Regions from separate parts of the Mus musculus genome. Here region 1 is linked to region 2. A link is a loop called in an ENCODE intact Hi-C map of the cell type or tissue named here. Cell type or tissue: left cerebral cortex. All regions are shown on one strand.

Evidence for each region. Hi-C counts contacts between places; a loop is a spot of excess contacts. Peaks named below come from ENCODE experiments on the same cell type or tissue, not always from the same donor. Only the 100,000 strongest peaks of a DNase experiment are listed, where the experiment ranks them.
Region 1: a loop joins it to region 2, with 2.6 times the contacts of the local background. A loop is called at or near these places in 5 of 42 quality-filtered maps.

What each region holds. Positions count from the first base shown.
Region 1 is chr13:113,694,994-113,702,993 of GRCm38, reverse strand. No RefSeq gene overlaps it. Among named protein-coding and RNA genes, the nearest start is that of Hspb3, 35 kb to the right of the region's middle. In left cerebral cortex, no CTCF peak of the experiment used is centred here; DNase peaks (open chromatin) are centred at 2,862 and 3,306; H3K4me3 peaks cover 307 bases; H3K27ac peaks cover 268 bases.
Region 2 is chr13:113,772,331-113,780,330 of GRCm38, reverse strand. No RefSeq gene overlaps it. Among named protein-coding and RNA genes, the nearest start is that of Arl15, 18 kb to the left of the region's middle. In left cerebral cortex, no CTCF peak of the experiment used is centred here; DNase peaks (open chromatin) are centred at 2,009 and 4,094.

The DNA of each region.
Region 1 (8,000 bases), 77 kb after region 2:
TTCACAGGGAACTGGAGTTTGACTCACAGCAGCCATACCAGGGAGTTCACAATTACCTGGAACACTATCTCCAGGGGACTACAACACCTCTGGTCTCCAACAGCACTCATGCCTACACGCACACATATGCACACACCAGTAATTAACAGTAAATCTTTAAAAAAGAGAAATGTTTAAAACTCTTCCACTTATGGCATTGTTGTTACCTGCCACACTTGGTCCATGAGCCACAATTTGCTATTCTGTTGCTTAGATCCTGTCACAGTGAAGAGCTCAGGGCTGACAGATATGCTCAGTGTGGTTGGTGCTCTGGGTTCAGTTCTTAGTACAAGAAAAAGGATTGGCTGTTCAGCCATGGTGTTACCTAGTGGCCCAAAGTACTTAGCTTCTCCTATGTTCTCTCACCTCTATTCAACCCAGCTTGGGTTGTGTGTTTCCTGCAGAAAATGCTCCCCTGAGCAACTGAGAAAAGCCTAGTCACTCCACCGTTGGTTAGCAAGGGAATGGGGACTTGAGTCCTTGAGCTGTCAGGAACTCAGTTATGCCATTGATGTAAACGAGTTAGGAGGTGGATATTCACCTCAAACCTTCAAACAAGATGCTAGCTGACGGTTGGTATGGGCTTTGTGAGGTTGTAGGCAGACGTGCGGCACACTGAACTCCAGTTTCTGAACTACAAAACTCTGAGATCATAAACGGGTGGTATCTTAAGCCACTAAGTCTGTGGTAATTTGCTATGCCTCAATAGAAAATGAACAAACTGCGAATTGTGGTTTGCAGGGGACAGTTCCTGCAAATGTGGAGGAGCAGACAATGGCAGGACAAGGGGTGTTCTGAGAAACGAAGTCCAATAACCAGACAGACCGTAGTGCAATTGTTTATACACCCTATAGCCTAGAGGCGCTGGGCAGCTATGATTCATTGTATCTATTCTCAATGGCCATAAATGTTTCATCACCTGGAGAGGGAGGTTTTATTTGTAATGATGAAGGGATGTTAGGAATTTCAGGTAATTATTGTTGATCTTGTTGGAGAATGATTTAGTTAATTGCTGAGTGGCTGTACCGACTGCCCCCCCCCCTTTTTTTCTTCCAGATGGGTTTTCTGTCTGGCAAGTGTTTGCAACTGAGGAGTAGCTACTAAAGTGTAATTGTAGAGAAGAGCTGGGCCATCCAGAGGAGGTTTGACATCCTGACTAGCAGGTCATATTCTCCACAGGACACTTGGCAAATGGCTGTAGCTACCTATGGCATACACCCATGATGGCAAATATCAAGTGACCAAGACATTCAAAAGGGCGCTTAAGGATAACAAATGGCTAGTCCCCAATGATTGCATATAAAAACCCGAACAGAATCCAGAAAGTCTAATCACTTAGCTTTTAGAAATCCATTATTTCTTCCAGACAGCAGCACTTAGGGGATCAGAACGGCTTATTTCAGAATACACACTGAGAAAGCACAGGACACTGGAGCTTAGCGCCCAGAACCTCATGATCAAAGATTTGTGAAACTAACAGCTACCACACAAAGAAGATGTAGCCCTTAGGATGCATTTTTGAGTACTCCTATGAGATCACAATCTAATTGCGGTGTAATTGCCAGCTGCTGATAATGTTTTTTCTTCCTACAGTTTGTGCTGTCTAGGGTTTGTGCTTCTATTAGGGCTGAAGCTGAATAGGTGACTAGGGTGGCCCAGGACACCACAGCAGCAATAATCAGAAGTAAAAAAAAAAAGGGCAGATCTGCTGAATTCATTTCATATCAGAAGGTACAACACTCAATTTCCTTGGCAACCAATTAAGCTAATTGTATTGAATTGTCAGACCTCATTAATGAAATTCTGTATAGATAGTTTCTAGCATTGCAATGATCACCTGGTTTCAAAGTGAGAAATTGAATACAGGGGGAGAGATGTGGTTTTTAGCCTGCTTTTACTGTAACAACTCTAATCGGGAAAAATAAATAAGACACAATACAAAGGGATGCTGTCTACTATGAGAAGTAATGAGAGAAACAAAATACATTTGCAAGATGTAACGAGACAGTCATAGAGGCGCAGGATGGATAACGGCTGTTAAAACGGTCAGGCAGAGGACAGAGATTCGCATCACATCACTGTGTCAGGCTGGAACCCCTGCTCATCTCCTGCACAAGCTGGGAAACCCTGTCTGCCTCTCCCAACTCTGTCTAGAGAAAACTCCCTCGCTCAAACACATCATCACCCTTGTCTCTGTGTTTCCAGCAACCCACCCAAGAGTGCCCGCTCAGGGGCTCATTTTCTGACCATGTATAGACATAATCCCAGCTCCTAGCTCTCGAGTCATCAGCCTACACCAAAGACCCATAAAACCCCCTTGCTTTAGCCTGGATTTGTGACTTCACAGACCTCCACCTGTGAGATTGGTGCACCCACCTGAGAGCTGCCTTCTAATAAGCCTGCATTATCTACTTTTAACCCGGTCTAATCTGGCCTATGTCTGTGTCACCGTGGGATAAAAAAACAAAACAAAACAAAACAAAACAAAACAAAACAAAACAAAAAACAAAAAAACCCTATCACAATGTATTGGCTTAACAGATTACTTGTAAATAGCATGATGGGGCTCTTTTTAACAATCACAATGGAAAAATATGGCCTTTTCTCTTTTGGTAACTGAAATTACTGTCTAATGATTCCACTATTACTAGCACATGTGACTCTTGTGCTAACACTTCATAAATTATATGAAATGACCTGTCTTCTGGTTAACATGGTTAAAATGGAAGTTGGATCTAGAGATTCGACTAGATTCAAGTTAACGCTGACACAAAAAGAGCTAAGTGACACTGTGAGAAAGCAACTGGACACATTGCGCATGCGTAGGCACGCGTGCCTTCTGTAACAGGATTGGAATGGGCTTCAGAATAGAAAGGAAGACTCTGCAGACACTAAAGGGGCAGAAACAAATCCAACACAAGGTCTTTGATTGGATTTTGGTTAAAAAAGCACACATTGGGTGAATGTGACTATTATTGTTCAAATACGAGGCGGGGGGTCTTCACAGGAAAGACACAGCAAAGTAAAAAGAACTCAGTCATAACTCATTTGATGAAGAGACTGCAGAGATGTATGGGCAGGGTGAAGGAAGCAGTATGTTGCTGATACATCGTGGCTTGGCAGAGAAGCCAATGCCTGCCCTTCTGAGAGCAGAAGGAGCGAGCCTAGGGAGAGTGATGAGCTCAGAGTAGCTGCCTAACGAGAGAGTGGCAGATGCAGCCAACGCCATGGCACTGACTTGGTGGGGAGAGGAAGAGAAAAAGCAACCTGGCTCCTCCCCGGCTCTGACCCCACTTTCTGGTTCTTGCTTAGTGTGCCTCATTGCCTCGCCTGTCTATGGGCACCTCCCATTGGTTGATGTTGATTGGCTGTAGAAGCCAGCCTCTCCCGGATCAGAGCTGAGTAGATAAGCCATCTGAGGATCAAACGCCGGGGGAGTCTAAAGCACAGCTGGGTGTTCACAGTGGATTAGAGAATTATCACTAATTGTTAGGTGTGATAACGGTGTTGTAATTATCAGAGACTGAACGGCTTTAGGTGTTTTTTAAAAAATGCATGCTAGAGTATTAAAGGATAAAATGCACGATGTTTCACATTTGTTTTGAAATGGTTCAGCAGGACATGCCAGTTTAATGAAGTGATAGATACGAAACAAGTATAGGAACCGGTATATTGGACTTTTTTCCTTCGCCAATGCCAGCTTTACACATTCGGGCTCCAGTTATGTCACACATGAAGAAGTGGTTCTTGCCCCTTTCTCCTAAACCAGCACCTGGCATGCAATAGATGCTCAAACACGGCATTTGTGTTTGTCTTGTTCACACACCCCTCTCTCATGGATGTTCATATATCCTGGATGTTTGAAATAACCTTCTATCATAAAGAAATTTATTACATGATTTTTTTTTTTGTTTTAAGAACAAGGACAGCTGTAAGGGGTAAGAGGGCTATCAACTAATATAGTACAGTAGTCAATCCAAGAAAACTAAAAGAGCTTTGAATTTAAAGTACCATGTGTATTTCATATATGGAAGCTTTAAAAGTCAGCTAAATGTAGAGTAGCCATGGCTGGAGATTGGGAAGGGGGTGGGTAGCTGGGGAATGAAAAATGAGGTTATTACAGACCATATGGATGTGTAGAAACATCAGTCTGAGCCTTAGTAAGGTGAATAATTCATATCCATCCGTAAAAGTGAAAAAAAAAAAAAAGAAAAAAACAAGTTCCAAGCGAGTAACAGAAAGGAAGTCGCTTTCAAAAGAGGAGAGAGATGATAATGGAAAACAGGAAGTCGGTAGAGGGGGTGCTTTGGTTTAAGGTCCACTGTTCACCCTTCCTGTCGTTAACAACCCCCCCCCCATTTTATACTTTTCCTTTCTCTCTGACACAAAAAAGAGGGGTAGTTAGGAAGATTGTGGATCATCAGGTTGCCATCCTTATTAAAAGCATCTGTTGCCAAGTCTATCCACCCATATTTTGGTCTCTTATTGATGAACCTCTTGAGAATTATTGTCTTTCGAGCCTTTAACCCTCATGTTATTAAGATAAATATATACCTGTGTAATCTTTATTACTTCCTATGTCTCTAAACAATACACTCGGGTGGTGCAGGGTGATAGTCGTCACTGAACCTAGACCCACCCTTTGGTCTTTCGCAATCCTGTTGAGGTGGGCTGCTTGGTGTGGTGAAAAGCCCGGCTAGCTCAATCAGTACAGCATAGGACTTTTAACCTCAAGGTCGTGGGTTCCTGCCCCACATTGGGTGCCAAAATGTAGCATAACCAATTTAAGCTTATCCCTGACTAGCTTACAAGTAAATGAGAGTCAGACTTTGGTTATTTTATTTGGCTTTGACAATTACTGGGATGTAACCCCTAATGTATTCTTCTAACTCCCCACCTTGCTACTTCCCCAGTGGTATACCCCAGATACTTGCTGTTTCTCCTGACCACGTGCTCATGGTTCTGGTCTGTCTCCCCTCATAGTGGCTTCCTCTCTCTTCTTGTTCTTCCTCCTTTTCCCCTGGTCTCTCCTCCAACTAGGTCACTCCAAACCCTAATCCCTCCAGTAATTGGCTATATCCAATTTTATTTAACTTTTAAGTCAAGGAACAAGGTTTGCACAACAAAATCTTTTAAATATGAGAAGTCACTCATAGGCCTAGACCTTCTGGTATAGAATTTAGCATTACAATACATAGCAACAGACCAAACCTCAATATCTATATGCTATAAATTCCTTTTTGTCTTATTCTATGTGCCTCACCACGGCTCATAAGGTATGCTGTGATTTGGCTTCGGTTTTGTTACTAGACCTAAATCCAACTCCTCATCACTCAAGAGTCAATACATGGAAAATGAAAACATGAGAAATGGGGGTTAATGGGGAAGATCTTAGATTTATTCAAATGCTGGCTAGCTCTCTGCAAAGATGGTGTTGTCTTCAGCTACTCCCCCCTGAAAAAGACCATCTTTGGGAACTCAGGTTTTCAAATGGTTCTTTTATAGGAGAGGCAATGTGTAGAGCAACAGCAGATAAAGTACACTGGTTAGCTTTAACTGCCAAGTTGACACAGCCTGGAATCACCTGGGAGGACAGTCTTCATGGAGGATTTTCTAGATCCAATTGGATGGTGGGTAGGTCTGTGGGGAATTGTCTTGGTTGTTAATCTATGTAGGAAGACCCAGCCAGCCAACCCAGGGAGAGACTATTCTGTAGCTTCAGGCTTGAGCTGGGTAACAGTACAGAAAACAAGCAAGCCAGGAAGCAAGCAGTCCATATGGGCCTCGTTCAGCCTCTCTGTCATGCATATTCTATACAAACAATTAAAACTCATGCCACCCAAACTATTTTCATCCCTGTGTCACAGATGATGAAAGTTAAGAGAGCGTTAATTGGTTTAAAAATGATTGCTGACCTCCCAGAAAAGAAGAGCTGGCTGACTGCCAAGTTTCATGGAAAAAAAACAAAACAAAACAAAAAAACCCAAAGCCAGGCTTGCCTTATTGCCTACTCGCAGATGGCTGAACTGAGATTCAAGCCCAGATAGCCTGAGTCCTTTCATAAAACCTTGGGCTTTCCCAGGCATAAAAGCTGAGCTGAGCTCTACCACGGCTTTTATTTTCAGCTTCCTGATCTTGCAAACAGATCAGCAGGCACTGCTATCCTCGGCCCCCAGTGCTATGCTGGGTAGTGTTGTAGGCAAAAGCAAAGCCATCCCGTCCATCTTACTGTCATCGAATTCCAGGTGCTGATCATGCCAAGATGGAGCCAGGACTTTTCCATCCTTGAAATTTACAATTTACCAATTGTGTGGCAAGTATGTGTCTCCCTTTGGAAGTATGATATGCAGGTCAACAGACTGCCATATGCTGTCTCAAGTCGGGTAACTGGAGATCCACACATCTCTGTTTTTGCTCTTCTCCAGTGAAACTTATCAATGAGTGCTGCTCCACTTGCCATTATGTAAATACCAAACTAAAGCTTGGAGATCACATAGCCACAGGGCCAGTAAGTAATATACATATTCAGACAGCTGGGTCTAAATTTTACCACACCTGAGGTGTGAGTGTGAGTGGGTTGGGTAGCTTTTGTACCCCTTAACCCCGAATCTTTGCATTTTTTCACAATGTATGGCACACAGAGACCTGCACATTCATCGTCACTGGATATGTGAATGACTGCAAACATGATAAGAAGACGTAGAAGAGAAACCTGGAAGCCACTCGCAAAGCCAGCCCAGAGAAATTTCTATAAACATCACAGGGGCTTTGTAAATAGCTGCTGAAGTGTTTTGTACATGAACTAAAATTCAAAACTTATTATGTCTGTCAGTTAAATGAGAGAGCCAATAGATGCCACATCCTGCTTTCCGATATAGGAAAAGTAATCCTTAAATAAGACAAGGCTTAACAGAGCACATGACCAATGTTAAATTGTGTGACAGACTTCAAGAGATAGTGATGGATATGGAATAGCTGGCATGAGGCTCTTACAGTTAATTCTTTAATAGACTATGAAGAACAGTATTTGGTTAGAAGGAAAGAAGAGAAAAAGTTGCCCACAGGTGTAATAAAAATCACAACAAAGAAATAAACACAGAGGATTTGACGGACAGATGGAGAAGAAATTTGTTCTATAGTAGAGGATGCAAGGTTGGAAAGAATGAGAAATCAGACGTATGATTGGAACATTGTCTTGGTTACACTTCTTGGCTGTGGTAAGACACTATGACCAAGGCAACCTTTAAAGGAAAGTATTTAATTGGGGCTTGTGGACAGTTTCAGAGAGTGAGTCCATGACCAGCTTGGTAGGGACCTGGCAGCAGGCAGGCAGACATGGCACTGAAGCAGTAGCTGGGAGCTTTACATCTTACAAAAGTTGGAGGTGGGGGCGGGGGAGGAGAGAATATGAATCTGAGTCTGGAATTGGCTTTTGAAACGTCAAAGCCCACCCCCTTGTGACACACCTCCTCCAACAAAGCCACACCTCCAAATCCTTCCCAACCCTTTCCACCACATAGGGACCAAGTGTTGAAATAAATGAGTCTGTATGGGCCATTCTTATTCAAGCCACCACAGGTGTATTGTTGTTTCCAAGGCAGTGAAGGCAGAATATACCCAGTGTTAACAGTACCCAGAAAGACATAATGAAATTACAAACCACTAAACATGTCTCCCAAAAATGAAAGGGATAATGATACTCAGATAGATCGGAAGAAAGATCATTAGGTTATTTATTAATTTCCAGCAACTTCGTGGGGGGGTTGGGGGGTGGAGCTGATCAAGAGAAATGCTCCTTCCACTACCAACACTCAAAAATTTGGAATGAAATTATTTGAGTGCTGGGTAATAATGATGTTAAAGGGAACAGAGGTGGGGGCAATGGAATCTACGTACAAGCAAAGAGAACATGGGGGTCATACTAAAGTACTCTGAGGGATTTAAATACAGTATATGTATAT
Region 2 (8,000 bases):
ATTCCTCATTTCCGGTCTCTAACCAACTATACTTACTATGTCACCCAGATCTGCTGCTATGGGAAATGTCCATTGGAGGTGAGGTGGGAATTGAAGAGCAGTTAGGGAATTCCCCACCCCCACTTGCCTATCCAGCAACCATAACAGCATCAATAATGCTCTTGTTCACAGAAACTTGGTGCTTAGTAGACTTATGGTGGTGGTGGTAATGGCTTCTTCTGCAGACAGTTCTTTGGGGTTTTCCACTCTCTTGGCTCCCCTGTCCAGTTCAGTGTAACAAGTCCCCTCATAAAATCTCTACCAAGCCCAATCAGAAGAGCCTCCTGGTTACCACTCTCTGCAGAGTATGCAATGACGAAACCAAGCAGATAGAATCAGACATTCCAAGTGGACAGGTAACATCATGAAGCTCCATTTCATATGGGCTTCATTTCATTACATTTTCTTTGTAAGGGTTTAGGTATGGACATTTTGTCTACACAGGGGATTTTTAAATGTTATGAGGTATTGTGAAATAACAAAAATTTTTTAAAGGAAACCATGAAGTCAAGTTCACTTTAAGGACACACAAATTATGGACTTGAATAAGTGGATCAAACATTCACAACAGGCTAAGGAAGGGCTGCTGCAAGGGAGTAGAAAAGGGACTTGATTACATGACTAAGACTTCAAACAACCCAGGCGGGAATGGGTGGAAGGACTATACAAGGTTGATGTCTCTGCCTTGGGTTTTGAGCCCAAAGCCACTAATTTAGCTAAACCAGCAGATAGGGAGAAAGGCAAAGGTAAACTTGAACTACTGAAACTACCGAGCATGAGCTAGAATCTCAAAAAATAACAGACTGGATCAGTTTCCTACCGTCCTCATCACTGGTAGTACCAGGGGCATAAGCGCCGCCCTATTTGTACAAGGGGAGCAGATGACTGGCACAGTGTGGCACCCTCTGCCAACATGCTGATATCCAGGGTGTAAAGTAAGCCGACTGTACCATAACTTTTGCTTTATAAATCCTTCTGAGGTTTCTCTCATTGCCGGTGCCAGCTCAGGGACATAGATATCAGTTCAGGAGAGTAGAGGGTCTTCCAGCACAGGAAACTCAACAGTTCAAAGCCACCACAGTTCATCCCTTTATAGTTGGCATCTACATGCACATTCCTCCTTATCCAGACTTGCTATCTAACTAAAGACCTTTGCAAAATCACGCTTCTACAAAAGCCACTACCATTGCTACACCACCTGTTAAAAATGCCTTAACGCTTTCTGCCAGAGAAAAAAATCTCTTTTATTCCTCTTGGATCAAATTCATTTCAATTTTTGTTGATACAACTAATAGATCAATATAAATTTATTACTACTGTGAGTAGGGAACTGGGAAAAATACAAGTGTGTGTGTGTGTGTGTGTGTGTGTGTGTGTGTGAGTGAATGTGTGTATGTGTGTGTATGTATAAATATGTATGTATGTGTATGTATATATGTGTGTATATGTGTGTGTATATGTGTGTATGTGTGTGTACATGTATGTATGTATGTGTGTGTGTGTGTGTGTGTGTGTTTGGTGTATTCACACCAAAATAAAGTACAAATACCTGTATGTATCCTGTTTTTACAGGTGATTATGTAGATTTTTAAGTACTCCATATTCTTTTCATCCTCACGGTTTTCCCTGGGCCCTTGCCTGTTAGAGAGATGCAAGCCCTTCATAGTCCTCGAGAATCAGAGCCATTGGCAACCTGAACTGGATTGAGTTTGTGGTTTTCTCCTAGTGTTGGTATTAAAAATATATGCACTGCACATCCCTATACACAATCATATAAATCTCCCTTGGGCTGACATAAGAATTACCAGTGCTCCGTATCTTTAAACAACAGCAATGTATTCGCTCATCACGCAGGAGGACTGAAGTCTGCAGTAGAAATATCATCAGGTTTGGTTCTTTCTTGGAAATGAAGAGGGTGAACAGGCCACCCCAGCCCACTCTCTTAGCTCTGGGCAATTTTCAGAAATTCCCAGAATTCCTTGGCTAGAGCAGCAACCCCAGCCTGCATCTGTTGTCACATGCCCAACTTCCCTCTGTGTTTCTGCTTACAACACCAACCACGCTGGACCAGGGCCCACCTTAATTATTTATGATCTCATTTTAATTTAGTTACATCAACAAAGACTCTGTTTCCAGATTACAAAGGATTAGAATTTCAACCTATAGGTTGAGGGGAAGCAATTCTGTCTAAAATATTGGGATGCCTGAATCTACATTTCAGAAGTCCCCCACCCCCACCCGCCTCAGTTTGTAGGGATGAGAGAGAACTGAATTTCACCTGCTGCCCACCATAGCCTTCCCAGGCAGTAACTCCCGTTTTCCCCACGTTGACCACATGAGGAGTGCAGGGTGGCTCCATTGCAACCTCAGCTTTCAAGGTAATGAACTCCTGTCTGTGTCTCTTGGTAGAAGCATTCTCCTTTTGGGACTGGAAAACTCTCAAACAGTAGGACCTGAAGTTATGAGGTCAAAAAACAAACTTTCGCTCTGTGTCACCATCAGTAACACTGAGAAGAGCCACTCCTACTTTCAACCTTGATTCCAAAAGTCCTGGCTACGGAGGAAAAGTGCAATCTGACTTTCACCATACATCTCATCCCAGGGCACACGTATGTTCCTGGGCCTAGCGGGTGTTACCATACAGCAGGGGCTATTATTCTTCAAAACCTGACTCATCATTCTTTCTGCCATTTGCTTTAGCAATCATGGGGACAGGATGAATTCCAAAGTCATGAGTCCGGTGCCATACCTTGTCTACTGTAAAGTTAGTTTCTTGTCCAGAGCGATGCTCTGTAAAACACAGCAAACGTGTGGTGATGCTACCCCAGATGGTATCGCGACGCTACCCCAGATGGTATCGCGACGCTACCCCAGATGGTATCGCGACGCTACCTCAGATGGTATCGCGACGCTACCTCAGATGGTATCGCGATGCTACCCCAGATGGTAGTTCTGATACGAGCACAGTGAGGGAAGGCAAACCCCTCTCCTACTGCGAGTATCTATTCCACTGAGAACAAAGCAGTGCTACTTCTGTGATGAGTGTGGCTCGATGTATCAATGAAATCGATCTGGCAGCAGGTGGCTGGCAGGTAGTTCTCCTGGGCTCACGCTCCCCCTCAAGGATTGGTGCCATGTGTGGAGTTCAGCGTTGGTTTGCAATGCCAGGAGATGGGGCACTCTAGAGCAGCCTTAGTCTGGTTAGCTGTGGTAAAAAAGGGACCCATGTTGTGAGCCCATGCATAAATGTCGTCCTCATGGGATCATTGGCCAAGGGAAAGGCTGGCTGGGAGTCGGCTAGCTATCACCTAAGGAGCAGGGCCAGAGAGTCTACCTAATGAGGAAAATCCTCTCCTGATCTTATTCTTGGGGAAGTGTGGACATAGACAGACATGCCTTCTATGTGGCTGCTGAATAGTCACATTCTGGTTCCCCAGACACAGTCTTCCTGTCATGATCCCTTTAAGTCCTTGATTAGCCACCTACACTGTTAACTGTTCTCCATAATCAATGTAAACCTTGAGCAATCTTGAACTCCAGACCAGCAGTTGTCAATGGGTATGCGTGTGCGTGTGCGTGTGCGTGTGCGTGTGCGTGTGTGTGTGTGTGTGTGTGTACACATGATGTGGCAGGGAGTGAGATCCGTGCCACAGTGTGGAGGTCAGAGGACAACTTTGTGGAGCTAGCTCTCTCCTTCTACCATTTTGTGGGTTGAACGCAGAAACTGAAAGCAGGCCACCAGCCTTGTGCCTTACCCACTGAGCCATCTCACCAGCATATGGTTGTGATTTTTAACTTAACAAACGGAGCATGTTTGCACCTTCTACACTGTCAGCAGTAAACAAATCATTACTTCTCCAGAAAGATCTCGTTTCTGCTGGGAACGCAGGTTAGGGCACATCCAGGTTCTTGGCATCGGTTCCTGTGACCTAGTTGCTCCTCTTGTGAAAGGATGAGAAAAGCCCGCCATGTCCCTTACTCTTGTGTCCTCAGTGCTCTGACTTCTCCCCAGAACCACAGCTTGGTGTGTGGGAGTCTGATTTATTCTAAGATGGGTGATCCTACCTAGTCTTCTCTTACTATGTGCTTTGTAGAGAAGGTACTTTTAAAAGCAGCCCACTCTCAGCCTAAATACAATCCTAGGCAAGAGAGGGGTGGCTCTATGCTGTCAGTTTAACACAAACCTAGACATATTTGGGAAAAGGAGATTGGAACCAAATAATTTGCCCACAGATTGGCCTGTAGGCAGGTCTGTGGAGGCATTTTCTTGATTAATGACTAAGGTTGGGGTAGGGGCAGCCCACTGTGGGTTGTGCCACTTGGGGGCAGGTGGTTTGTGGTTGTACAGAAAACCGGACTGAGCAAGCCGTGTTCCTCTGTGGCCTCTGCTTTAGTTCCTGCCTCTGGGTTTCTGCCTTGGCTTCCACTGACAGTGGGCTGTAACTTGTAAGCCAGATCAATCCTTTCCTTCCAAATTGCTTTCAGCCATAGATAGCCTTTACAGCTAAGACACTTACTAGGTCCCATCATTTTGATCAGACAAGCATCTTAACTGCCTACCTTCTGCACTCCTGGAACTCTTATCGGAAAGAACAAAAGTCAGAGACATAGTGGGGGAGGGGCGGCAAGGGAAAATCTCATAGACTGAAGTAATCAGAGCACTAATTGTGATGGAGAAAATTAGCTTAATGTTATATTCTACTTTTAAAGCTATGGAAAAATTCTCGCCACATGCATATGAAGGCAAAACAAAACGTAGGCATGGAAAAAATGACTGACTTTAAAAATAGCAAAATACTTAGCCAAGCTTGGAGTCATTAAAGTAATGCAGCTCCCGACGGTTTATAGGCTTCTGTTTTTAATTAGCTGAAAGAGTGCAGTGCTCGGCCCAAGCAGGCATCTAGCTGCTCCAACAGACTTGTTAACTTTCACCCCACGTCTTTAGCTTCCCAAAAGGTGCTGAGACATTGGATCAGGGCAGTTCTAAAAGTCACAATAATCTAGAGCAGTAAGGATTTGTCTTTTTCAGGGATTCATAGCTCTGAAGAGGCACTTGTGACCATGGCAACTCTTATAAAGGAAAACATTTAACTTACATGTTAACATTTAACACATAACATTTATAGTTCAGATGCTTAATCCGTTATCATCACGGCGGGAAGGAAGGATGACGGTAAAGACAGACATGGTGCTAGAGAGGTAGCTGAGAGATCTACATGCGAATTGGCAGGCAGCAGGGGGAGAGAGAGAGTGACTCTGGGTGTGGCTTGAGCTTCTGAAACCTCAAAGCCCTCCCCAGTGACACACTGCCTCCAACAAGACCACGCCCCCCTCAAGAGTGCCACTCCCTATGAGTCTATGGGGCCACTTTCATTCAAACCACCACAGAAGTCTTCAACCCTTACTCGACAGGGAAATATCAGAACTTCTGACTAGGCGTTCCTAACTTGGAGCTGGGAATTGTTTTAGTTCTGCCAATAAAGAGGCAAACCCCACCACAGCCAAAAGGTGGTGTAGTGATTAATCCACTACCTAGATGATAAGGATTTGAAAGGCTCACCACCAAGTCCTCTGACAGAAAAGGCCTCTGGGCTTCTATCTTAGATCTCATAGAAAAGTCACAGCACCCTGTGTCCTTTCTAGGGGATGGAGTGATGGGCCCCATTTTGGCCCTGGTCTGGGCCTTGAGGACAAACCCGAGCCTGGCTCTAGTTTTGAAAACTGTCTCAGTCACTTTCATAGTGGAGTGACTTAGTACGACCTGCTCAAGCCTGCCTTTGCTTAGCCACTGCTGACAGAGAATAACTTTGTTGGCTCTGTCAGTCACCCCATACCCTCTGTCACTCTTCCCCACCTCTTACGTCATCTTGCCTCACCAAAATTCCCCACCTCCTTCCTCAACCCTATATAAACAAAAGACTGATACAATAAAACGAGTTCCTGCTTTGACAGACTCCTGGCTCTGGGTGGTTATTCTCTGGACCGGCAGGAGATCCGAGACACTCAGCATCCTGCTTCAGCCCCAGGAAGAGACTCCGCTGGATCCAGTTCTCTCCTCTCAGTCTAGACCTGCCAGCAGAGAGCCGGCAACGCGGTTGGCATGAGTGCTAACCATGCATTCCAAACACAATACCTCTTAAAATTAGGCCTTTCCTCTCTGTCTTCTTCCTCCCCCCTCCTCCTCCCTCTCCTCCCTCCTCCCCCTCCCCCTCCTCCCCCTCCTCCTCCCTCTCCTCCTTCCCCTCCTTCTCCTCGTCCTCCTCCTTCTCCTCCTCCTCTTCCTCTCCTTGTCCTCTTCCTTCTCCTCCTCCTTTTCCTCCTCTGTCCTTTCCTTCTTTATTTTTTTAAACGTGGTTTATTTATTGTTATTTTATGTGTGTTGGTATCTTGCCTACATGCATGTCTGTATGAGGATGTCAGAGCTCCTGGAACTGGAGTTACAGACAGTTGTGACTTGCCATGTGAGTGCTGGGAATTGAACTGAGGTCCTCTGGAAGAGCAGCCAGTGCTCTTAAACTCTGAGTAATCTCTCCAGCCCCCCTTTTTTTATTTTAAAGACTTTATTTCAATGGTTATGTGTGTGTGTTGGGGGGTACATACATCAAGGAAGTATCCTTCTTCATCATTCCCTTCCTATTTGAGGCAAGGTCTCTCCCTGAACCTAGGACTCACATTTTCTCATCTAGGTCAGAAGCTTGCAAGTCTCAGAGATTCTCCTGCTTCTGCCACCCTTGAAACTGAGGTTCCATCTATGAGTGGGGCCTCCGGCTTGTTGGGTGGATACTTAGATCCAAACCCTGGTTCTCACCGCTGTACAACAAACTTATAAACTCATAGCTGCCACACTATCTCTCCAGTCCCTCAGTTGTTAAAATGCTGGGGTACTGATATAAATAAAGATGTATAGATGAATGGAATACAATGGAGAGACTGGAACTAAGCTCATGGTCAAGCAATGCACATCTGCTCCTCTTTTCAACAAATGGTACTGGGAAAACTGGATATCCACATACCAAAGAGTCAAGCTGGACCCTTATCTTAATACCACTTGTCAAGACTAACTAAAAATGATTCAAAGAACACTTAATGTAGGAGATAAGATTACAAAATTTGTAGAGGAAAACAGAGGGAATAACTTTGAGACTTTGAATTTGGCAATGTATTTCTTGGACATGACACATTGCACATATCATATACACACAATAATAAATTTAATAAATCTTAATCCAGTCCTCTTTCTTTGCATATTAAAAAAGTTTTTTACCTGTCCAAATATTAAAAGAAGGATTAAATTGGGATTTGGGCCACAGTCTAGACTTTGTAGATAAATGAAGTAAGTCAAAGAGAATAGAGCATGAAAGGCAGGGCTGATACACAGTGAGAGGTGTCATGTAGTACACTAGGGCTTCTTTACTCCGATTTGTTTTGACTCACGGATGCCTCTGTTGACTAATTAAGTTGTCCAAATGTGACTCTAGGCCAAGGCACATCCCATTTCCTTTTCAGTAAATCAGTGTAGCAGGCAGAGAAGAGTTATTAATAACTAAGCACCAGGGGTGGAATTAATCAATTAGCACTGAAGCAATAGTTGGTCGACTACAGCTCTTCCTGGAGAAAGTACAAAATGATACAAGTAGAGTAAATGAAGAAGTACAAAGCTTCAGCTATGTGCGATGCTATGGCTGCACTTACAGAGCTTAAGCACGCTATTACGTGAACTATGCATGGGTGGTAAAGTTAAAAAGGGCAAAGAGCTTCTTGAATCTTTTAATAACGATTTCTACCACCTAGGACACTAGGGGGGCTGAAGGATGCTCGGGTCCCCCAGAGCATTCTATCTCCCACACAAAAGCAACTTTACAAGTATTTATGGTGTAACGATTTGTCATGCTATATACTCGTCGAAGACACTTTTCCATAGGTGACATTGAACAATAAAAAAAAAATGAAATTTAAAACGG